Linked DNA regions of Homo sapiens: regions 1 and 3 are each linked to region 2. Evidence: chromatin loops called from intact Hi-C (ENCODE). Cell type or tissue: endothelial cell of umbilical vein. All regions are shown on one strand. Region 1 holds the start of LOC124905272 (small nucleolar RNA U13). Region 2 has its middle 6.8 kb from the start of WDR13. Region 3 holds the start of TBC1D25 (TBC1 domain family member 25).

Region 1 (8,000 bases), 510 kb before region 2:
CCAGTCAAAATAACTGTTTCCCAAAGTTACTCAGATTAGCTATTTTCTTCCTCATGCCCGTTAGCGTGGTTATGTTATTCATTTGTAATATACTTAGGTTCCTTTGTTTCTATTTATGTTCCATTTTGGGTCCCCCCAAGCCTAGTTTATTTTAATGTATTTATTTTTTCACCTACTTCCTCACTTTTCTATATCTATTTTTGCAATATGTGAAACACTACTATGCTTTTAAAAGAGGCAAAACTATACCAAAAGAATAAAAGTGTTCCTCCCTGCTCATCCCTACTTCCCATCCCCTCCTTTCCACCATGTTCCTACCCATCCCCTTTAGGTAAAAATCTCGTTCATTATTGTTTCATGCGCAAGCTCAGGATGAAAGTGTTGGGCCTTGGGAGGTGGATTCCCATGATTCCATGCTCCGGTTCCCTTCTGCAGTAAATGTATCCAAAGGCCTGACCGTGCTTCTTAGATTTCCTGGGTGTAATGTATTGAAGAGGGTGGGGGAATTCACCTGAGCGCATGGTTGTGGGATCACCCAGAAATTGAGGAGTTTCACTATTTTATTTAATTTAGGGTTTAAAAAGTTAAAGTGTGTTCCATATACCTGCAAGAAAACAGCCAGTTTATGGCAAAAACGGTGCTATCTTGAAGCAAATCCACCATCATGATCAACGTTTGACTCCTGCATACCGAAGTGTTCTGCAGCAAGGTTTTTAAACAGTTCCTGCAGTATAGATAACCTTAATAATAAGCTTATTTAACCTGCCCAGTTTTCTTTCTCTTTTCTTTTCTTTTTTTTCTTTTCTTTCCTTTCTCTCTCTCTTTCTCTCTTTCTCTCTCTTTCTTTCTTTCTTTCTCCTTCCTTCCTTCCTTCCTTCCTTCCTTCCTTCCTTCCTTCCTTCCTTCCTTCCTTTCTTTCTTTCTTTCTTTCTTTCTTTCTTTCTTTCTTTCTTTCTTTCTTTCTTTCTTTCTTTCTTTCTTTCTCTCTTTCTTTCTCTTCCAGAGTCTCGCTCTGTCACCCAGGCTGGAGTGCAGTGGTGCGATCCTGGCTCACTGCAACCTCTGCCTCTCGGGTTCAAGCAATTCTCCTGCCTCAGCCTCCAGAGTAGCTGGGATTACAGGTGCCTGCCACCCACACCTGGCTAATTTTTACATTTTTAGTAGAGACAGGGTTTCACCATGTTGGCCAGGCTGGTCTCAAACTCTTGACCTCAAGTGATTTGCTCGCCTCGGCCTCCCAGTGTTGGGATTACAGGTGTGAGCCACTGTGCCCGGCCTCCCCAGTTTTCCAGAGTTTTGGCAAGCAAGTCTAAGACCAGACTGGCTGGACGTGTCTTTACTCTAAAAGCATGCTATAGAAAGAATACTTTCTGATGGGCGGGTGCGGGGTTCCACCCTCTTAGAGCTCCCTGAGATGGCCTGCATTCCTAAGTCCCTATTAAATATTCCTTTCTGAGAACTGGGTTTGTCAGCCTTATTCTTCTGCCTTTCAGTTCCCTTGGCCTTTAGGGGTGGGTTTGCGTATACCAGCTACTGTGGAACATTTGCTGAGCCAGGCAGGAGCTGAAGAACTAAGAAATTGATCCTTTTGTAGTTCCTAAGCATGATGATTGGGTGTTCATGTGCTTATGTGAGATGTGCCTTTCTCAAACCTTGTTATGACATCAGCACATTATTCATCTGATATGAAAAAAAAAAAAAGAAATGGGTAAGGGGAATGAAGCATCTGTGCGTGAAACTCCAGGGTGGCCAGCAACATCTATGTGGGGTGGTGTGACACCTCTGTTAGATGCTTGTGGACCTCCGCATGAGTAATGGGACATCCCGAAAACTCAAAAGGAGTTATTAACTGAAAGCCATATAGTGCACTGCGATAGGGAAGGGTGGTGGATAACCTATCCAGTGGGCTGGCCACTTCTCTGGGCTGTTCATTTGGCATTGGAGGCCCAGCTAGCAGCAGAGATGAAAATTAAATGGCTAGGGAAGGAATTGCAACAAGAAAAAGACACGTGACTTTTGACTTTTCTCCTTGCATCCAACATAATGAAGAAAATTGACGACCAAGAGAACAAAAATTGAAACCTTAGCATGTAGATAGATTGGTCCGCCTAGGGGGAATGAAATGGAAATGACCAGAAATTAAAGCTGTCATAACTAAGCCCGATTGGGATGTGAAAATTTGGAAACCCTGGGAATGTTGTGGAGAGGAATATTTCGATGACATAGAAGTCATAGCTGAAGAGGGGAATGAAGATCTTTGGCAAGCTCGCCCCTCGTGCACAGGAAAGTGAAAGCTGAACAACTCCAGCAAAATTGGAGTTGGCTGATCCAGGAGAATCTCACAATCAGTGTATATCACTCTCACTATCACTATCTCACTGCTACAGAACTCCTAAAGATTGCAAAGACGTTTAAACAACCACCTAAGGAACCACTGACCTCTTAGATGGTCCAATTGTGGGACACAGGGTTTTTCTTTAGCTGGGAATCAAGCAGAGAAAAATGATTAATATCATCACCCACCTGGTCCTGCAGCAATACCTTCATAACCCAGGAAGAATAGCCTTATGGAATGGATTATTCTAGCTATGAGAGAGGCTTGGCCTAATGAGAAAGATTTACCAGGAGGGACAACCTGCTGGTGGTCAATCAAAGAGGCCCTGGGGCTTCTCTGGGAATTAGGAATGAGGCAAGCCATCTATACCTGGGTTTTCACAGGAACTGATATAGCAGTTTTTACTGCCAGGGTGAAAAATAAATTGCTACAGCATGCATGAAGAGAATGGCAGGGCCCTTTTCTGTCTTTGTTGAGGCCTGGAGTGGAACAAGATGTATATGATGTGGGACAAGGCATTGCAAATTTGGAAAAAACTGAGCAAACCAGGGACAGGGTAAGCTTGGGAACCTGACGAGGGTTAGCAAAAGGGAAAAAGAAAATCCCACAGAAAGAAGGAGGAAAAAAAGGGAAAGGGATAGATAAGAGGCACATGTAAGTAAATGTGGCATGATTTATTGGGAGCAGAAACACCCCAATAAAAAATAGACAAACAACCTAACGCTGTATTAGCAGTCACATAGAGGGAACTACCGCCTAAACAGCAATTTCGTTGCTTCCTTTCTGCCCCTCCTGCAGAAGAGGAAGACTAGACCCCTTCTTGTAATGCCCCAGCCTATCAGGGTGGATCCCATCCGGGCTCCGAAATTACTAGGGCCGAGGTTAATCCCATGTTTGAACAATAGAGGGCGACCAGAGGCCCCATATTGAGCTCATCACTTACTGGTCCTGAGAATTAAGACTATTGCCTTACTAGGGACAGAATGTACTTTAATCCATGGACACATTCAGAAAGACCCTTTGGTCAATGGTCTGCCATTGAGGGTTATGGGGGACAAATGATCCCGGTAAAAAGGACTTTAATACATCTCGGTTTGGGGAAAGTGTCCTCTGCCCCATATATGGTGCTTATTTCCTCTATTCCATAAAATATTTTAGGCATGGATATTCTGTTAGGAAAGACTGTAAACTTCAGTGGAAGAATTCAGATTAAAGGTGGGTATAGTACAGGTATTCTCAGGAGAGGTCAAAATGGAAACCCGTACAATTCTCTAGCCCCAGGTAGGTTGTCAACGTTAAACAATACAAATTGCCTGAGGGGCATACTGTAATAAGTGCAGCTATTGAGGAACTTAAAAGGTACATATTATCCGGCCAACTCAAAGCAAGATTATCAGTTCCATCTGGCCTGCATGCAAACCTGACCAGGCCTGGCTGATGACTGCGGGTTACCAGAAATTGAACAAGGTAACCCTGGCCATACAAGCTGCAGTTTCTTAAATTACTCAGGTAGTCAACCACATCGTGTCTGTCCTGGGTACACATCATGCTGTCTTAGGTTTGGCTAATACCTTTTTCTGCATTCTACTGTCCAAATAATCACAAAACCAATTGCTTTTACCTGGCAAGGTTTCCAGTGGACCTTTCAAGTGCTGCCCTAGGGCTATTTCACACTCCTACAATTCGTCACCCAATGATAGCTAGAGACTTGTCTTTGCTCTCACTCCTGACTTCTCTTTTTTAGTCTTCTTATATTTATAATATGGCGTTAACCTCTGAGATGTTCATGTGTATTATGAAAGTCTGAGGGCATTGTGCAATCATCTTCTGGAACAAGGGTGGGAAATCAACCCTTCAGAAGATCTAGGGCCCAGGGCCTGCAGTGAAGTTTTAGGGGTTACATGGTGGAGTAAGATTCCTTTTATATTGGGTACATTAATGGACAAAATCCAGTAATATCCAACTCTGAAAACAAAAGAGAAATCCAAACATCTGTGGGTCTTTTAGGATATTAGAGAGCATTTGTCCCACCCTTAGCCCAATGTTTGAGGCCACTATATGGACTTATTAGAGAAAGGAAACATTGAGACTGAGACACGTCACAGCAGGGAGCTTTGAACAGGCTAAAGTGCTAGTATAGCAGGTGCAAGCCTCAGGCACCCCTTTAGAGGGAGTAGAGATGACTTTGGATGTTACTGCTACTCCTGTGGGCAGGAGTTGGGCCTTATGGCAACCACGGTATGGTAAATCAATCCCTTTAAGATTTTGGTCACAATTACGGAAAGGAGCGAAGCCAGATACTGAAAGGAAATTTTCCCTGACCCCTTCACAGGCCTCATGACAGGGGTGCCTTGCTTACTCAGCCCACAGCTCTCAACCCCTTGTGGGATGGGAAGCATGCAGGTGAGCTCGTGTAAGAGCCAGGGAAAGTGCTTTAGGGTGCTGGCAGGAGCAAAACTCTGTGCGTGCCCCAAGGCAGCATCTAAGGAGGATAAAACTCCCGTGGGCCCCCAAAACCCCAGGGCATGCATTACAGTGAGCTCTTTTAGCTTTACTGCCCGAGGATGGCTTAAGTAAGTGTTTAACAGCTCAGTGAACCTTCTGCCTTTTCGTGAGGGCAAAGGGTCAGTGTGACAGCCTTTTTGTATTCCGAGCTCTTGTCCAGCATCCAGGAAAAATCAGATTGCACGAACGAATTGAAGGATAACAAATGCAGGGGATTTTATTGCCGATGGAAGTGGCTCTCAGCAGGAAAGGGAGCTGGAAAGAGGAAGGAGCAGGAGAGTATTCTTCCCCTGAAGTCTGGCCATCTTCAGCCAGACTGTTCTCCAAAGTTCTGCCATCAAGCCATCCCTCTGAAGTCAAACTGCACCTCTCCAATGTTCAGCTGCTTCTTTTCTTCTCCCCTTCTCTGCTCTCTGCCAGTGGAGCCTGGGGTTTTTATATGTACAGGATGGAGAGCATGGCGGGCCAGGGGTGGTTTTGGAAAAGGCAACATTCGATCAGGAAAACGGGGATGTGAAGTTCTCACTTTGGGCTGCGGTTCCAAGCTTGAAGGTGGGGCCCTCGTCAGGGACTCCACTTCTTCTGCCTAGAATTTATCTGCCTCCTGTCCCTATCAGTACTCTCCCATTGAACAAGTGCTAGCAGTGTATGCTTTACAGAAGGTGGAATAATTAGCAAAGACCCTTCCCATGACTGTGAGAACTGGTCTACCAATCAAGGGATGTATAGAAGGATTATTTAAATCACCCACCTCCGTTTAAATCCCAAACACCTATCTTGAATAAATGGCATGCCTGTTTGCAACAATGAAGTGTCCTGGTAACCAATCCCTTAAGCCGAGAATTGCATGCTGTGTTAGGCCTTGTTATATGTGAGCAACCAAAGGACATCCCTTTGCCCCTTCCTACCCCAGTGTGTGACTCGATAAGCAAAGGAGTGTTATGCATCCCTGATCATGCTTGGTATACAGATGGCTCCAGCAAGGGAAACCCCTGTACTTGGACCGCTGTTGCTATATGACCACAAACTGATACAATCTGGCTTGATATAAGTACCCATCACAGTAGACAGTGGGCTGAGTTGCAAGCTGCTTGGTTAATAATCACACATAAGCCCTGGCCCCTGGCTCTTTGTGCTGATAGCTGGGCTACATTCAAAGGCCTAATTATGTGGCTAGCCCAGTGGCAACAAGAAAAATGGGTGTTTATGCACAAACCCATATAAGGCATGAACATGTGGCAAGACACATAGAGAAGCTGCAACACCTTGCAGCTGATGAAATAGTTGGTATTTCATGTAGTGGTACACAATAGGACTCAGTTCCAGGAAGTATAGAAGCTGACACCCTAAGAACAATTAGAAGCATTGTGCTCTGTCCCAGGCCAATAAATAGAGACCTGTGTACATAACAAAAGTAGTAGTCATAGAAGTGCAAGAGTAGGCTTGGAGATAGCCAAGAAGGCAGGATTGCCCTTAAAATATACTGACCTCCCAATAGCTGTTAAAAATGTTGATATGGTTTGGCTCTGTGTCTGCACCCAAATCTCATGTTGAATTGTAATTCACACATGTCAGGGGAGGTGGCTGGATCATGGGGGCGGTTCCCCTATGCTGTTCTCATGATAGTGAGTGAGTTCTCATGAGATCTGATGGTTTAAAGGTGTTTGGCAGTTCCCTCCTTGCTCTCTTTCTCTCCTGCCACCATGTGAAGAAGGTCCTTGCTTCCCCTTTGCCTTCTGCCATGATTGTAAGTTTGCTGAGGCCTCCCCAGCCACATGGAGCTGTGAGTCAATTAAGCTTCTTTCCTTTACACGTTACGCAGTCTTAGGTAGTTCTTTATAGCAGTGTAGAAACGGACTAATACAAATGTATACCACATTCTTGATTCCATCCACACTATATACCATACCATGCAGGACACACTCATAGGGCTGTCTACCCTATAACAGATCAGCAAATGAATTATATAGGGCTTCTTTTTGTAAGTCAAGACAAAAAGTATGTATTGGCCTGTGTAGATACTGCTACTGAACTGCTGTAAGTTTGTCCTTGTAAGTGAGCTAATCAAGCCAGTACTATTAAAGGTTTAGAGGCTCTCAGTACTATGTATGGATATCTTTGACACATTGACAGTAACCAAAAGACCCATTTTGCTGGACATGATGTGCAGGACTGGGCCACGGAACACAACAGATCATGGCATTTTCATCTCCCATGTAACCTCCAAACAGCAGGGTTCACTAAAAAGAAAACTGGTCTTCTGAAAGCACAAATTCAGTTTCCTGGGGAGGCTGAGCATGGTGGCTCACACTTGTAATCCCAGCACTTTGGGAGGCTGAGGTGGGAGGATCGATTGAGGTCAGGAGTTCGAGACTAGCCTGGCCAACATGGCGAAACCCCATCTCTATTTAAAAAAAAAAAAATACAAAAATTAGCTGGCCGTGGTAGCACACACCTGTAATCCCAGCTACTCTGGAGGCTGAGGCAAGAGAATTATTTGAACCTGGGAGGCAGAGGTTGCAGTGAGCCAAGAGCATACCACTGCACTCCAGCCTGGGCAACAGAGCGAGACTCTGTCTCAAAAAAAAAAAAGTTTCCTAGGGAAACCTACAGTATTAATCCGTTCTCACATTGCTACAAAGAAATACCTGAGACTGGGTAACTGGAAAAGAGGATTAATTGGCTCACCGTTATACAGGCTATGCAGGAAGCACAGCAGCTTCTGCTTTGGGAGAGGCCTCTGAAAGCTTCTGATCATGGTGGAAGGCAAAGGGGGAACAAGCATCTCACATGGCAGGAGCAGGAGCAAAAGAGAGTCAGAGAGGAAGTGCTACACACTTTTAAACAACCTGATCTCACAAGAACTCACGCACTATTGTGAGGATAGTACGAAGGGGGTGGTGCTAAACCATTCATGAGTAATCCACCCCCTTGATCCAATCACCTCCCACCAGGCCCCACCTCCAACATTGGGGATTACAATTTGACATGAGATTTGGTGGAGATACAGATCCAAACCATATCACCTATCACCTACCTTGCTAGAGTGGATGAATGTGTGATCTGCAGGGCTTATGTATTTAACTTCAGCCAAAGCAGGATGCTTGCTCCATATGACTTGTTGGGACCACCGTACCCCAAGCCTACCACTATTTGCATA
Region 2 (8,000 bases):
TTATTGAAGACTGTCTTTCCTCCATTGTGTATTCATAGCACTTCTGTCAAAGATTAGTTGATACTAGCTGGGCGCGGTGGCTCCCCTCTGTAATCCCAGCACTTTGGGAGGCCAAGGCAGGCGGATCACGAGGTCAGGAGTTTGAGATCAGCCTGGCCAACATGGTGAAACCCTGTCTCTACTAAAAATACAAAAAAAAAAAAAAAATAGCCGGGCATGGTGACACATGCCTGTAATCCCAGCTACTTGGGAGGCCGAGGCAGGAGAATCGCTTGAACCCAGGAGGCAGAGGTTGCAGTGAGCCGAGATCGCACCTCTGCACTCCAGCTTGGGCAACAGAGCAAGACTCCGTCTTGGGTGGCGGGGGATAAGATTAGTTTATATTGTATGTGTGGGTTTATTTCTGGGCTCTCTTGGGTTTTGGGGGTTGGTTTTTGTTTTTTGTTTTTATCAGGCAGCCTCCCAAGCCAGAGTAGGCTCAGAGAGACTCCCTATTTTCTGGGCCCTTGATCCTGTTCCACTGGGTGTGTGTGTGTGTGTGTGTGTGTGCATGCGTGTGTGTGTGTTTAAAGAGGGTCTTGCTCTGTTGCCCAGGCTGGAGTCCAGTAACACAATCACAGCTCACTACAGTCTCGAACTCCTGGGCTCAAGCAGTCCTCCCACCTCAGCCTCCCCAGCAGCTAGGACTATGAGCACACACCACCATGCCCAGCTATTTTTTTTTTTTTTGAGACTGTTACACTCTTGTTGCCCAGGATGGAGTGCAATGGCGCGATCTCGGCTCACCACAACCTCTGCCTCCCAGGTTCAAGCAATCCTCCTGCCTCAGCCTCCCGAGTAGCTGGGATTACAGGCATGCACCACCACACCCGGCTAATTTTGTATTTTTAGTAAAGATGGGGGTGCTCCATATTGGTCAGGCTGGTCTCGAACTCCTGACCTCAGGTGATCTGCCCACCTCGGACTCCCAAAGTGCTGGGATTACAGGCGTGAGCCACCGCGCCCAGCTTATTTTATTTATTTTTAAATGTATAATTAAATTTTTATTGGATATAGTCACCCTATTGTCCTGTCAAAGACTAGATCTTATTCATTCTTTCTATTTTTTGTACCCATTAACCATCCCCACCTCCTCCCACCCCCACTACCATTTATCTGACTTTGGCATCAGGGTAATTCTGTTCTCATAAAATGAGTTTGGAAGTGTTCCCTCTTCTTCAATTTTTTTTTTCCTTTTTTGAGACGGAGTCTCACTCTGCCGCCTAGGCTGGAGTGGTTTGATCTCGGCTCTCACTGCAACCTCCACCTCCCACGACCAAGCAATTTTCTTGCCTAAGCCTCCTGAGTAGCTGAGATTACAGGCACCCACCACCATGCCCGGTTAATTTTTGTATTTTTAGTAGAGACGGGGTTTCACCATGTTGACCAGGCTGGTCTTCAACTCCTAACCTCAGGTGATCTGCCCACTTTGGCCCCCCAAAGTGCTGGGATTACAGGCGTGAGCCACCGTGCCCGTCCTGTTGGGAGATTTTTGATGAATGATTCAATCTCCTTACTTGTTATCAGTCTGTTCAGATTTTCTATTCCTGATTCGGTCTTGGTAGAGTGTATATTTCTAGGAATGTGTCCATTGTTTCTAGGTTATCCAATTTGTGTAACAACTGTTCATAGTAGTGTTTAGTAGGCTTATTATTATTATTTGAGATAGGGTCTCACTCTGTCGCCCAGGCTGGAGTGCAGTGGCACAATCACGGCTCACTGTAGCTTCAACCTCCCAGGCTTAAGTGATCCTTCCCGCCTCAGCCTCCTGGATAGCTGGGATTACAGACACACATCACCATGCCTGGCTAGGTTTTGTATTTTTAGTAGAGATGGAGTTTCGCCGTGTTGGCCAGGCTGGTCTCGAACTCCTGACCTCAAGTGATCTTCCCACCTCAGCCTCTCAAAGTGCTGGGATTACAGGCGTTAGCCACTGTGCCTGGCAGGTCCTTTGTTTTTCTGTCGTTTCACTTGTAATGTTTCTGATTTTATTTACTTTGTTCATCTTTTCAAAAAACCAACTCTTAGTGTCATTAATCTTTTATATTTTTTTCATCTATTTCATTTATTTTTGCCCTGATTTTGTTATTTCCATCTTTCTGCTAACTTTGGACTTCATTATTTTTCTAGTCCCTTGAGGTATAAAGTTAGGTTGTTTATTTGAGATCTTTATTTCTTTTTTCTTTTTTTTTTTTTTTTTTTTTTGGGACAGGGTCTTGCTCTGTCACCCAGGCTGGAGTGCAGTGGCAAGATCACAGCTCACTGCAACCTCCACCTCCTGAGCTCTAGGGATCCTCCCACCTCAGCCTCCCAAGTAGCTGAGACTACAGGCGCACACCACCATGCCCAGCTAATTCTTTTATTTTTTGTAGAGACAAGGGTCTCACTATGTTGCTAAGGCTGGTGTTGAATTCCTGGCCACAAGAGATCTTCCTGGCGGGGTGCAGTGGCTCATGCCTGTAATCCTAGCACTTTGGGAGGCCGAGGTGGGCAAATCACTTGAGGTCAGGAGTTTGAGACCAGCCTGGCCAGCATGGTGAAACCCCTCTCTACTAAAAATACAAAAAATTAGCCAGGCGTGGTGGCAGGCGCCTGTAATCCCAGCTGCTTGGGAGGCTGAGGCAGGAGAATCGCTTGAACCTGGCAGGCAGAGGTTGCAGTGAGCAGAGAGAGTGCCACTGCATTCCAGACAGAGTGAGACTCCGTCTCAAAAAAAAAAAAAAAAAAAACAGCTCTTCCTGTCTTGGCCTCCCAAAGTGCTGGAATTAACAGGCATGAGCCACCGTGCCCAGCCAGAAGTGTATTGTTTAATTTCCACATATTGGTGAGTGTTCTGATTTTCCTCCTTTTATTGATTTCTACTTTTATACCATTGTGGTCAGAAAGGCTCTTGATATGATTTCATTCTTCTTAAATTTGTTAAAACTTGATTTTGTGAAGTTTCATTATATCATGCATTGGTGGGGTCCACCTACAATAAGCTAAAACATTGCCGTGTAATGTAATGTTAGGGAGTGGGAAGCATTAAGGGAAATAAAGCAGGGTGGGGGTGGAGAGTGAGATGTGATGGTTTACACATGGCAGTCAGGGAAGGTGACTCTGAAAAGGTGCCTTTCAACAGAGACCCGATGTTCGAGGGAGAGCAGTCAAGGAGGATATCCAGTGGTCTAGTTCGTGGGAATGGTTCCTCCATAGCGCTCTGGCTCCGTTGCACGTCTCCACATGGGCCACGTAGGTAAGCTGATGTAAGTCTTGGCAGAACGCCCTGTAATCCTCGGAACACAGAGCACGGAAGGTCTGTGGGGAATTCTCACGAGGCCATTTACCATTCACCTCCTATCTACCAAGGAGCCTGTTGTGAGACAGTTTTCTCCCCACCTCCTGAGGTTCTGGTGGGGTTTGAGGCTTTCTACCCCTCACCTCTGGGCTATAGAACTGCTTAGCTGCAGCATGAAATTAGCTCCTCAGCAACAAGGTGTCCTGCCACCTGGTGTGTGGTCATCTCGCCCCTTTCATTTCGGTGTTGCCCGGCACAAGGGACATGAACCAGAATCTGTGGATGTTCTTGCTTTCGTGGTCCACGTAAGTAACATCTGAATGTAACTAGGGCTTGTTTCATTTCCAACCAAACCTGTCAGCCTTACCTTGCTTCGACATCTGGAAGAGAATTAAAGGCAGAGGGAAAAGCAAACAGGTGCAAAGGCCCTGAGGCAGGAGCTTGCTTGGTGTGTGGGGAACAGCAAGAAAGCCAGCGGGGCAGGAGCAGAGTGAGCCAGGGGCCAGTGGTGGGTGGTGAGGTCAGGGAGGGCCCGGAGGGCCTCGTGGGCCACGGAGAGGACTTTGGCTTTTTCTCTGAGAGAGATGAGAGCCACGGCAGGGCTCTGAGCAGAGGAGGGCCCTGGGCTGACTTGGGTTGCAACAGGATCATTCTGGCTGCCGTGAGGACAGATTGAGGAGAGGGGGCGAGGACGGCAGTGGTGAGGAGGCTGCTGCAGTCATCCAAACCAGTGATGGTGGTGGCGGCAGTGGACGCCGAGAGGAGAGCTCGGATTCTGGCATATTCTGAAGGTGGAACTCACAGGGTTTGCTGACAGATCAAGCAAAGCGAGGGCGGGATGACAAAGTACTTGTTAGGAATCCACACTAGATGAGCTCACAAAAAGTAACTTGACAGTTGGTGTTAGTGTTGTGGTTAAGAACAGGGATTCGGAGCCAAGTGGCCTACATATAAATCCAGTTCCATTGCTTACTGGCTGTGTGACCTTGGGCAGGTCACTTCCTCTCTTTGTTTTCATTTCCTCACCTGTGAGATGAGATGGCAATAGTATCTACTTCACAAGACTGCTGTTGTAAGGATTACACAAGGTTTTCTATTAATGTAAAGTGCTTCAGGCTGGGCACAGTGGCTCATACCTGTAATCCCAGCACTTTGGGAGGCCGAGGCGGGTGGATCACTTGAGGTCAGGAGTTCGAGACCAGCCTGGCTAACAAGGAGAAACCCCGTCTCTACTAAAAATACAAAAATTAGCTAGGCATGGTGGCGCATGCCTGTAATCCCAGCTACTCGGAAGGCCGAGGCAGGATAACTGCTTGAACTCGGGAGGCAGAGGTTGCAGTGAACCGAGATTGCGCCATTGCACTCCAGCCTGAATGACAGTGAGACTGTCTCAAAAAAATAACAAATTAAAATGAATAAATAAATAAATAAAGTGCTTCAAAGAGTGCCTGGCATAAATAAAGTGCTTGTTATTAGTGACATGACCATGGGATGAGAAGTGTCAGGGAAGTGAGTCATAGCAAAGAGCATTCCAGATACCAGGAACACTTTGTACAGTTTTCAAAGCATGTGACAGGAAGCCAGCGTGGCTGGAACATAACCTGATGGAGTAAGAGTGCCAAGAGGTGAGGTTGGAGAGGAAGCCTAGGAGGAGATCAGCCCCTCACGGTAGCTGGACGCCATTGCAGACCTTGGTGCATAGAGCAGTCCTGGAGGTCAGAAGAGACCAGGAACAGAACTAGATCTGGGACTTAGTGCTGGGGGTGCACAGAGCTAGGAGAAGGACGGGGCATTATTGTCAACAATGCTGGCTGGTTACCAGTGGTTGGTGGTTTCTGGTGTCCAGGATAAGAAACAGTCTAGTTCGAGCAGTAGGACAAATACCTAACGCATGCGGGGCTTAAAACCTAGATGATGCGTGGATAGGTGGAGCAAACCACCATGGCACATGTATACCTATGTAACAAACCTGCATGTTCTGCACAGGTATCCCAGAACTTAAAGTAAAAAACAAACAAACAAAAAAAAACAAAACAGTTCGACTTCCCACTGGAGTCCAAATACTAGTTCTAATATTGTCTACATCTGTGGCCATGGGCAGTAAACCCCTCTAGAGTTCACTTTCCCTATCTTCAAAATGGGGCTTAAATGTCATACCTACCTCCTTAGGTTTGTGACAGTACATATAAGATCAGTATAGTCAGCACTCAGTAATGCAGGCTATCACCACAACCAGGTGGGACCTATCCCAGGACAGCAAGGGTGGCTTGACATTTGAAAAGCATGAGATGTAGTTCAACATATTAGCAGGAAAGAAAGAGAATCAAGGGCTGTAATTGCCTGGGACTGTGATATCAGATGCAAGGGCTAAACACTCCCAGATCTGCAATCTAGCCCTGAATGCCTCACTGGGCAAGCTGAATTGAGATCTTAAGACCAGAGTGATCCTAGTCCTACCCCTGTGAAGTGATTTCCGCTGGCTCTGAATCCGTGGCCGACAGGCTTTAACGTCCGCCTTATCCTCACGCTCAGCAGTCCAAGGCTTTGTGCATTCTGGTTTCAGTTCAAATTTATTTTTCACACCTGCCCCCCAGCAACAATAACCAAACTACTATTTTTTTTTTTAAGAAGAGTCTCACTCTGTTGCCCAGGCTGGAGTGCAGTGGCGTGATCTCGGCTCACTTCAACCTTCACCTCCCAGGTTCAAGCGATTCTCCTGCCTCAGCCTCCTCAGTAGCTGGGATAACAGGCACCCACCACCATGCCCAGCTAATTTTTCTACTTTTAGTAGAGATGGGGTTTCACCATGTTGAGCAGGCTGGTCTCAAACTCCTGGCCTCAAGTGATCCACCCGCATGGCCTCCCAAAGTGTTGGGATTACAGGCATGAGTCGCCATGCCCGGCCAAACTACTATTTCATTTACAAGTTTACCAATTTCTTACATTATTATTTTCTTACTATTGATCTTGGCAGTTAGAATCGTAGCTCCAGGGACTGAAGAAGTATCTGTCAGAAGGCTGGCTTGCTAGTTCAGCACGCTGGGGACCGCACAGTGCTCCGTTTGAGGCTTTTTCCAAAGGCAGAAATTTTATTTCTGACTTAGGGCATAGAGAGTTGTCACCAACCCCCATTTGGGGGTTGTGAGAACTTTGGCTTCAGAGGCAAATGTTTTCCCATCAGGAAATGATGAAAGTTATGAACTCATATCCCAACCCCCACTCACCCCATTTAGGAAGAAACTTCAGGGATGAGATAAGTGAATGAGGATTCCGTGTCTCCACTCCAATTACACCTCAGCTCCATGGCTCCTCCCGTTTCTCTCTCTGGCCTTGATTCTCAGCACACCTGTACCCTGAACCACCTACACTTTCCCACCTACACTTTTACTTTGTCCTCTGAAGTTGGGGCCCAACTTGAGATTTTATTTCAGCCTGTGGTAGCAATGAAAAGCAGACACAGCCAATGTGGTCCACTGCGTTCCTTTGCATTTCTTGTTTTTTTTTTTTTGTTTGTTTGTTTGTTTTTTTTTTGAGACAGGGTCTCACTGCGTTGCCCAGGCTGGAGTGCAGTGGTGTGATCACGGTTCACTGCAGCCTCAACTTCGCAGGCTCCAGTGATCTCCCACCTCAGCCTCTTGAATAGCTGGGACTACAGGTGTACACCATCATGCCTGGTTATTTTTTTTTATTTTGTAAAGATAGAGTCTCACCATGCTGTCAGGCAGGTCTCAAACTTTGAAAACTAACCGAAAGCTTGTAACAAGCAGAGGAATGTTTAATCAAGAAAAACCAGCTGAGTGGCTCATGCCTGTAATCCAGCACTTCGGGAGGCCAAGGCAGGCAAATCACGTGAGGTCAGGAGTTCGAGACCAGCCTGGCCAATATGGTGAAACCCATCTCTACTAAAAACACAAAAATTAGCCTGGCATGGTAGTGCACGATTGTAGTCCCAGCTACTTGGGAGGCTAAGGCACGAGAATCGCTTGAGCTGGGAGGCAGAGGTGCCCATGTTGGCGAGGCTGGTCTCTAACTCCTGGCCTCAAGTGACCCACCCTCCTCAGCCTCCCAAAGTGGTGGGATTACAGGCGTGAGCCACAGTGCCCAGCCAACAAACCTTTCATCAGCTTGTTTTGTCTAGTATCTTATAGCCTTATAGGAAGAGGTTTTAAAAATAATTTTTATAAATTTAATATGTTAATATTGAAAAACAATAAAAGAATTCATTCCAATGGTGAAACAGAATTTCCCAGGTATCCCTGACTCGAATTCCTGACTCTTCTGTTATTTCATTCCATCATATTTCTTTGGAAGCAGAGTGGTGGGATGAAGGGGCAGGGCTCTGTTGAGAGAAGGTGGAAGTGAATGGGAAAGGTATTTATCACAACACTCTTTATGGTGAAAAAAGAACATGGAAATAAACCCAATGCCAGTCACAAATAGGGGACCAGTTCAGGGCTGGGTGCAGTGGCTCATGCCTGTAAATCTCAGCTCCTTGGGAGGCTGAGGTGGAAGGATGCCTCAAGGCCACGAGTTCGAGACCAGCCTGGGCAACATATCAAGATACCCCCATATCTCTCTCTTTTTAAAAAAAACAAAAAAAAAAAACAAAAAAAAAAAACAGGGTCTTACTCTAACATCCAAGCCAGAGTGCAGTGGCATGGCTCACTGCAGCCTTGACCTCCCA
Region 3 (8,000 bases), 51 kb before region 2:
CACAGAGAGGCCCCACCAGCAGAAGGCCCTCACCAGATGTGACTCCTTGACCATGGACTTCCCAGCCTCCAGAACTGTAAGAAATAAATTTCTTTTCTTTCTTTTTTTTTTTTGGTGGGGGGGGGGTGTTGTTGTTGTTGTTGTTTTTAGAGACAGGGTCTCACTCTGTCACCCAGACTAGAGTGTAGTGGCATGATCACAGCTCACTGCAGCCTCAAACTTCTGAGCATAAGCAATCCTCCTGCCTCAGCCTCCTAAGTAGCTAGTACTACAGGCATACTGCCATGCTCAGCTAATTTTTAAATTTTTTTGTAGAGACAGGGTCTTGCTATGTTGCTGAGGCTGTTTTGAACTGGCCTCAAAGCAATCCTCCCACCTCAGCCTCTCAAATTTCTTTATAAATTACCCAGTCTTGGGTATTTGATTATAGCAACAGAAAAATGGACTAAGATACTACCTCATAGGGTTTTTATGCAGATTATAAGAATTAATTTATGTAGACTGCCTAGCATATACTTTATATTTGTTGAATGGAAGAATGAATAAACAAAAAAGAAAGTTCTCCCCAGGACTATGGCAAGGACCTCCTTTTTGATCTCCTTGCTTCCAGTATCTTTCCATCCAAAGCTCTCCCCAGGACCAAGACAGAGGCATCTGACCACATCATACCCCTGTCTAAACCTTTGCCCCAGTGTCCTTAGGATCGATTCCAAACTCCAGGCTAATGGTTTGCACATCCCACCCTATGATAAATGAAAAGCAGGCTCTTACTCCTTGTTTCCATCAGAAAATCCAGCAGTGCTATAAGTGATTTTGACTCTAAACACATGGGGCAAGAGAGACATGCCAATAATCCTTTTCTGGCTTTCAGAGAAAATCCCCATTATTTATACCTTCTAAAAATAGAGATATCTATTTAATGTTAATACCAAGGCAACATGTTGTCTTAAAAGACACCAAAATAGAATTGCAGACTTACCTAAAAAGTTAACCTTGAGGGTTGCGTCCATATGACACGGACACAATAGTTGGAGTGCTAGTATCTTACAAGACTCCTTTGTTGGAAATAACATTTGTTTTTGTTTTTTGTTTACTTTTTTTTTTTGAGACGGAGTCTCGCTCTGTTGCCCAGGTTGGAGTGCAGGCTGGAGTGCAGTGGCGGCTCACTGCAAGCTCCGCCTCCCAGGTTCACACCATTCTCCTGCCTCAGCCTCCCGAGTAGCTGGGACTACAGGCGCCCGCCACCACGCCTGGCTAATTATTTTGTATTTTTGGTAGAGACGGGGTTTCACCGTGTTAGCCAGGATGGTCTCCATCTCCTGACCTCGTAATCCGCCCGCCTCGGCCTCCTAAAGTGCTGGGATTACAGGCGTGAGCCACTGTGCCCGGCCAGAAATAACATTTGTAAGTGCAGCCTGTATTTTGTCCAAACCGCACGGATGTTGTGCAATTAAGTGGGAAGACTGCCTTTTTGCATTTTGCCACATATAAAGTTTCTCAGAAGAGTCTAAGATATATTCAATAATTCAGCCAATATCTAGTAGACATACACCATTTAAGAACAGGACCAACCTTAACATGTTATGAAGATTAGGTAAGACAAAAGCAAAGTTTTGTGGGCTTTTTTTTTTTTTTAATCAGGTTCTCACTCTGTCACCCAGGCTGGAGTGTAGTGGCGTGATCACAACTCCATTGCAGCCTGGACCTCCCAGGCTCAAGTAATCCTCCCACCTCAGCCTCCCGAATAGCTAGGAGCACAGGTGCGCACCATCAGACCCAGCTAATTTTTTTTTTTTAATTTTGTAGGGACAGGGTCTTCCTATGTTGCCCAGGCTGGTCTCAAACTCCCCGGCTCAAGCGATCTTCCCACTTCGGCCTCCCAAAGTGCTGGGATTACAAGTGTGAGCCACTGTGCCTGACTCAGTTTATTTTTTAAAATTTTTCTTCATTTATTCTTGGCTTCTTCCATTCATTGTTTTGATCACTAACTATGTGCTCAGCACATTGCTGAGCCTTTTGCATGCTCTGCTGGGCATTCCCCATTTGCTCTTCCGGATCCATTATCCACCCTGCTCTGGGACCCCAAAAAGCTGATCTTTTATAGATGGTATCATTTGGGCCCCATTGATTGGTTCGTAGTTGAGCCTGGCCACTTCTCTTTCAACTGGTCCCTGGCAGTCAGTACCAACATTTTAGTCAGGTTTCAAAGAAATCTCTAGACCAAGCTGGACAGAGGGCTTTTCCAGTGATTCAGTGATTCCCCAAGATCTGAGAATGTGAAACTTGGAAAAGGGACACAAAGACCGGGGATCCTTTGAGCTGGTTCAATAATGGCAGAGCTTTAGAGATATGCTGCTGAGCTCCCTGGGTCTGTCTCGCTTTCTGCCTTCTGAAGGCTTGATTGTTAACTTCTTCCTGGGTTTCAATTAGAAGCATTAGTGTCCTTCCTGGAGTTGAATTACCTGGAAATTTGCCTCCTAGATGTGTAAACTTGGGAAAGTATGATCTCGTCAAGTTTCAGACAAAGGCAAACTAAAAAGCTAGAACTCCAGAGAGCATAATAGTGTTTTTTGGGGGCAAATTATTTAATGAAGTATAACATTCATACAGGAAGTACAAAAATCATCAGTGTACAAAATCTCCATGAATTTTCACAATGTGTAAACCATTTTCCTGTTTTATCTGACCTTACTAAGTCAGGGTATAAATTATTAATTTTTTTTGAAACAGGGCCTTGCTCTGTGGTGCAGGTTAGGGCAGTGGTGTGATCACCGCTCACTGCAGCCTTGACTTCCTGGGCTCAGCCATCCTGCCGCTTCAGCCTCCCGAGTAGCTGGGACTGCAGGTGTGCGCCACCACGTCCAGCTAATTGTTTAATTTTTTGTTAGAGACGGGGTCTCGCTGTGTTGCCCAGGCTGGTCTAGAACTCCTGGGCTCAAGCGATCAGCCCGCCTCGGCCTCCCAAAGTGCTGAGATTATAAGGCGTGAGCCACTGCACCCTGCTGAGTATATTTTTAAAAACACTTTACCCGAGGGCTGTGGCTCACACCTGTAATCCCAACACTTTGAGAGGCCGAGACGGGTGGATCACTTGAGGTCAGGAGTTCGAGACTAGCCTGGGCAACACAGCTAAACCCTGTTTATACAAGATATACAAAAATTGGCTGGGCGTGGTAGCACGCGCCTGTAGTCCCAGCTCTTGGGAGGCTGAGGCAGGAGGATCGCTTGATCATAGCTCACTTTGAGGCTACAGTGAGCTGTGATCGCGCCATTGCACTCCAACCTGGATGACAGAGCGAGACCCTGCCTAAAAAAATAAAAAAAAAAAGGATTTTTTTCTGTTCAGTGGATTCATTTGAAGCGAGGGCCACTGGTATTTGAAATAGATGACATCATCTGCCAGCAGAGGCGTGAGGCAACTTGAGGCGGGGTGTGGGCCTGACGTCATCACGCAGCCTCTTCCTTTCCCCGCCCCCTTCTCTTGGCGAACGAGGCGTCAGTTTAACACCTCCGTGAATCCGGAAGTATGCTGTCAAAACAACCAAACCACGGGGCTGGGGGAGGCGGGGCCTCAGTAGGCGTCTGCACGCTAGCTGAAATAGAGCAAAATGCCCGACTTTTGGGGGCGGGGCTCCTGGCAACAGCACTCTAGGCGCAGGCGCAGAGGCGACCTCCAGGCAGGGCCAGGTGGGAGGGACGGTGGGGGGTAGGGTCGCGCGGCGCCCTCTGCGCCTGCGCCCCGGCACGAGGTGGGGCGGCGGGCGTCAGTACAGTAGAGTGTGCGCCGGGGTGGGGGGCAACGGTCAGCCGTCACCCTGAGACGGGCGGCGGCGGGATGGCAACAGCCTCCGGGGCCTCGGACTTGTCTGGCTCCGGAGCGCCCCCGCCCGGTGTGGGAGCTCAGGCGGCGGCGGCCGCTGAGGAGGAGGAGCGAGAGGTGGTGCGGGTCCGAGTCAAGGTGAGGCTGGCGGTGAGTCGGCCCAGCCGCCGAGGCATCCCAGGGGAGGGGGAGGCGGTGGCTGTCATAGGATGGAGGGCGGGACCTGAGATTTCGGACATAACCTGAGCGGCGAAGCTTGAGGGCCAAGTGATGATGGCGAGGGGTAGGGAGGGCCTGAGAGCCTGAGAGCGTTAGCGACGTACCTTGGGGCGTGGGACTGAAAATAGAGGGACGAGGCGGGGGTCTATGGGATGAATGGGTGGAGCTTATAGACAAAGGGGAGGGGCTATGGGGCTGGAGGAGGGGCCGCAGTAGTTGAGGGTGGGGCTCTGAGGAATGAGAAGGTGCTGGCTCTGGAGTCAGTCAACCCATGTGTTGAGAGTGCACTTATGTGCAAGTTCCCACTTTGATGAGCTGACAGGCTCGTGGGTGGAGACAACTAAAGAAATGAGATGCTTCGGACACTAAAATAATGAAAAAGGTTATGAAATAGGGAGTCACGTTAGCCAAGGTTGTACAGGGAAATCCCCAGAGGAGGTATTGAAGGAGCAGAGACCCGAATAAAAGGAGTCAGCCATGTGCATATTAGAAGGGAAGAGTATTCTAGGCAGAAGGAATAGCAAGGGCAAAGACTAGAGGATGGGAATGAGCCTGGCATGTTCCCGTAGGTTCCTGATTGCTGGAGTGGAGAGAATGAGGGGAAGAGTGGTAGGAGGTGAATCAGAGCGCTAAGACAGAGACAGATCGCCAAGGGCCTTTGGTGTGTATGCTGAGGAAGAACGCTGTTGCCATAGTTCCAGTAAACAATGATGGTGGCTCCGACCAACCAGTGGCACTGGCAGTGATAAGAGGGTCCACACATCACTTCAGTGTAATAGAGCTCTAAGGTAGAAGTTTGACATTCAGAAAAAAGATGATGCCTGAGCTGGGCGTGAACCACGTGAAGAAAGTGGGAGGGATGTTCCAGACAGGGGATCAGCACAATCAATGGCCTGGAGTCAGGATGGTTTCAAGGTAACTTCTAACAGTTTGGTACTACTAGAGTGTAAAGTTCAAAAAACCTGGTGAGAGGCTGGCTGGGGCCCCATAGGCCCGCTTGCTGGGACTCTAGGGTTGCCATTGAAGAGATTGAAGCAGGGGAGTGTTGTAGGTAGATGTGTTAGATTGGTTACAGCACCATAGAGGACTGATTTAACAGGAGCCAGACTGGACACGGTGATTCTGGCAACCATAGTTGAAGGGATATAGAAGAAGGATTGGGGGCCTGAACTCTTGCAGTAGCCTCCTCCTCACTGGACCCTGTGGTCCAGAACACCTGCCTTGATCTGGCCCCTGGCACCTCTCTGACTTTGCCTTCTACCACTCTGCACCTCACTCTTCAGCATGGTGATGGGGCCCCTGGTGGCCTACCCCATGTCTTCTCTCCCCAGAAATGTGAGAGCTTCTTGCCGCCAGAGTTCCGCTCTTTTGCTGTAGATCCCCAGATCACCTCGCTCGACGTGTTGCAGCACATCCTCATCCGAGCCTTTGATTTGAGTGGGTGAGTGGGAAGATGCTGGGGACTGGCCAGTGGGCCACCGACCTCTACAGTGGCTATCTGGCCTTTGTTTGGTAGGGTTTTTGTTTATTTTACTACTACAAATAATCCCACAGTGAACAGCCACGTATGCATGTCTTGGAGCACAGTAGTCTACTTTTGTCTGTGGTTTTGCTTTCTGCAGTTTCAGTTACCCATGGTCAACCTCAGTCTGCAAATATTACATACAATAAGATATTTTGAGAGAGAGAGAGAGACCACATTCATATTACTTTTATTACAGTTTACAGACAGTCCCCAACTTACAATAACTGGACTTAGGATTTTTCAACTTTACAATGGTGCAAAAGCGATACGCATTTGGTAGAAACTGTACTGCAAGTGCCCAGCGATTCTGCTTTTCACTTTCAGTACAGTGTTCAATAAATTACATGAAATATTCAACACTGTTGTAAAACAGACTCTGTGTTAGATGATTTTCCCAACTGTAGGCTAATGTGAGCGTTCTGAGCACGTTTAAGGTAGGCTAGGCTAACCTGTGATGTTTGGTAGGATAAATGTGTTAAATGCATTTTCCTTTTTATTTCTTTTTTTTTTTTTTTTTGAGATGGAGTCTAACTGTCACCCAGGCTGCAGTGCAGTGACATCTCCCAGGTTCAAGTGATTCTCCTGTCACAGCCTCCCAAGTAGCTGGGACTACAGGCATGCACCACTATGCCCGGATAATTTTTTTTTTTTTTTTTTTTGAGACGGAGTTTTGCTCTTGTCCCCCGGGCTGCAGTGCAGTGGCGCAGTCTCAGCTCACTGCAACCTCCGCTTCCCGGGTTCAAGTGATTCTCCTGCCTCAGCCTCCCAAGTAGCTGGGATTACAGGCACGCACCACCACGCCTGCTAATTTTTGTATTTTTATTAGAGACAAGGTTTCACCATGTTGGTCAGGCTAGTCTCGAACACCTGACCTCAAGTTACCTGTCCACCTCGGCCTCCCAAAGTGCTAGGATTACAGGTGTAAGCCCCCGCACCCAGTCCCAGATAGTTTTTTGATCTTCTCTTTTTTTTTTTTTTGGAGACAGAGTCTCACTCTGTCACTTAGGTTGGAGTGCAGTGGTCCGATGTTGGCTCATTGCAGCCTTTGCCTCCCGGGTTCAAGTGATTCTCATGCCTCAGCCTCCAGAGTAGCTGGGATTACAGGTGTGCACCACCACACTCAGCTAATTTTCATGAGGTTGGTCAGGCTGGTCTCAAACTCCTGATCTCAAGTGATCCGCCCACCTCGGCCTCCCAAAGTGTTAGGATTACAGGCACGTGAGCCTCCGCACCCGGCCAATTTTTTGTATCTTTAGTAGAGACAGGGTTTCGCCATGTTGCCCAGGGCAGTCTCAAACTCCTGAGCTCAAGCAATCCGCCCGCCTCAGCCTCTCAAAGTGCTGGGATTACAGGTGAGCCACTGCGCCCAGCCAAATGCATTGTCAACTTACAGTATTTCCAACTTACGATGAGTTTATTGGTACATAACCCTGTCATAAGTCAAGAAGCATCTGTATTGTCATAATTGTTCTATTATTGTTAATCTCTTACTGTGCCTAATTTATCAATTAAACCTTATCATAGGTATGTATGTATATGAAAAAAAACATAGTATATATAGGGCTTGGTACTATCTGCAGTTTCAGGCATCCACTCGGGGGGGTCTTGGAATGTATCCCCTGTAGATAAAGAGGGACTACTGTATTTGGAAACATCTAGTCATAGGATAAATTCCTAGCAGTGGTATTGCCAGGTAAAAGGGTATTTGCTTTAAAAAAAATTTTTTTTTTGAGACAGTCTCATTCTGTCGTCCAGGCTGGAGTGCAGTGGTGTGATCTCGTCTCATTGCAACCTCCACCTCCTGAGTTCAAGCAATTCTCCTGCCTCGGCCTCCTGAGTAGCTGGTACTACAGGCGTGCGCCACCATGCCCGGCTAATTTTTGTATTTTTAGTAGAGATGGGGTTTCACCGTGTTGGCCAGGATCGTCTCGATCTCCTGACCTCGTGATCCACCCGCCTCAGCCTCCCAAAGTGCTGGGATTACAGGCATGAGCCACCGCACCTGGCCTGCTTTTTGAACTATTAATGGGTGTTTCCAAAATGCTCTCCAGACAGGTTTTATCAATTTATGATCTCAGCCGGGCGCTGTGGCTCATGCCTGTAATCCCAGCACTTTGGGAGGCTGAGGCAGGTGGATCACGAGGTCAGGAGATCAAGACCATCCTGGCTAACACGGTGAAACTCCGTCTCTACTAAAAATACAAAAAATTCTCCAGGCGTGGTGGTGGGCGCCTGTAGTCCCAGCTACTTGGGAGGCTGAGGCAGGAGAATGGCATGGGCCCGGGAGGCGGAGCTTGCAGCGAGCCGAGATCGCACCATTGCACTCCAGACTGGGCGACAGAGTGAGACTCCGTCTCAAAAAAAAAAAAAAACGAATTTATGATCTCATCAGCAGCACATAAATGCCTGTTTCCCTCACACCCTCGCAAACATTGG

What was found. Peaks named below come from ENCODE experiments on the same cell type or tissue, not always from the same donor. Only the 100,000 strongest peaks of a DNase experiment are listed, where the experiment ranks them.
Region 1: it touches region 2 in a loop (6-fold over the local background); 3 of 110 quality-filtered maps call a loop at or near these places.
Region 3: it touches region 2 in a loop (7-fold over the local background); 11 of 110 quality-filtered maps call a loop at or near these places.

What each region holds. Positions count from the first base shown.
Region 1 is chrX:48,080,185-48,088,184 of GRCh38, forward strand. LOC124905272 (small nucleolar RNA U13) reads left to right here and starts at 1,583; the gene lies at 1,583-1,686. In endothelial cell of umbilical vein, a CTCF peak has its summit at 3,230 (motif pointing right); a DNase peak (open chromatin) is centred at 3,227; H3K27me3 peaks cover 140 bases.
Region 2 is chrX:48,586,667-48,594,666 of GRCh38, forward strand. No RefSeq gene overlaps it. Among named protein-coding and RNA genes, the nearest start is that of WDR13, 6.8 kb to the right of the region's middle. In endothelial cell of umbilical vein, a CTCF peak has its summit at 4,994; a DNase peak (open chromatin) is centred at 4,875; H3K27ac peaks cover 3,371 bases.
Region 3 is chrX:48,535,963-48,543,962 of GRCh38, forward strand. It overlaps TBC1D25 (TBC1 domain family member 25), which reads left to right and starts at 3,752. Exons shown (of 6, transcript NM_002536.4): 1 at 3,752-3,958; 2 at 5,371-5,480. The coding sequence starts at 3,836. RefSeq lists enhancers at 3,406-3,906, 3,907-4,407 and a silencer at 3,693-3,912. In endothelial cell of umbilical vein, a CTCF peak has its summit at 3,889; DNase peaks (open chromatin) are centred at 3,539 and 4,189; H3K4me3 peaks cover 932 bases; H3K27ac peaks cover 841 bases.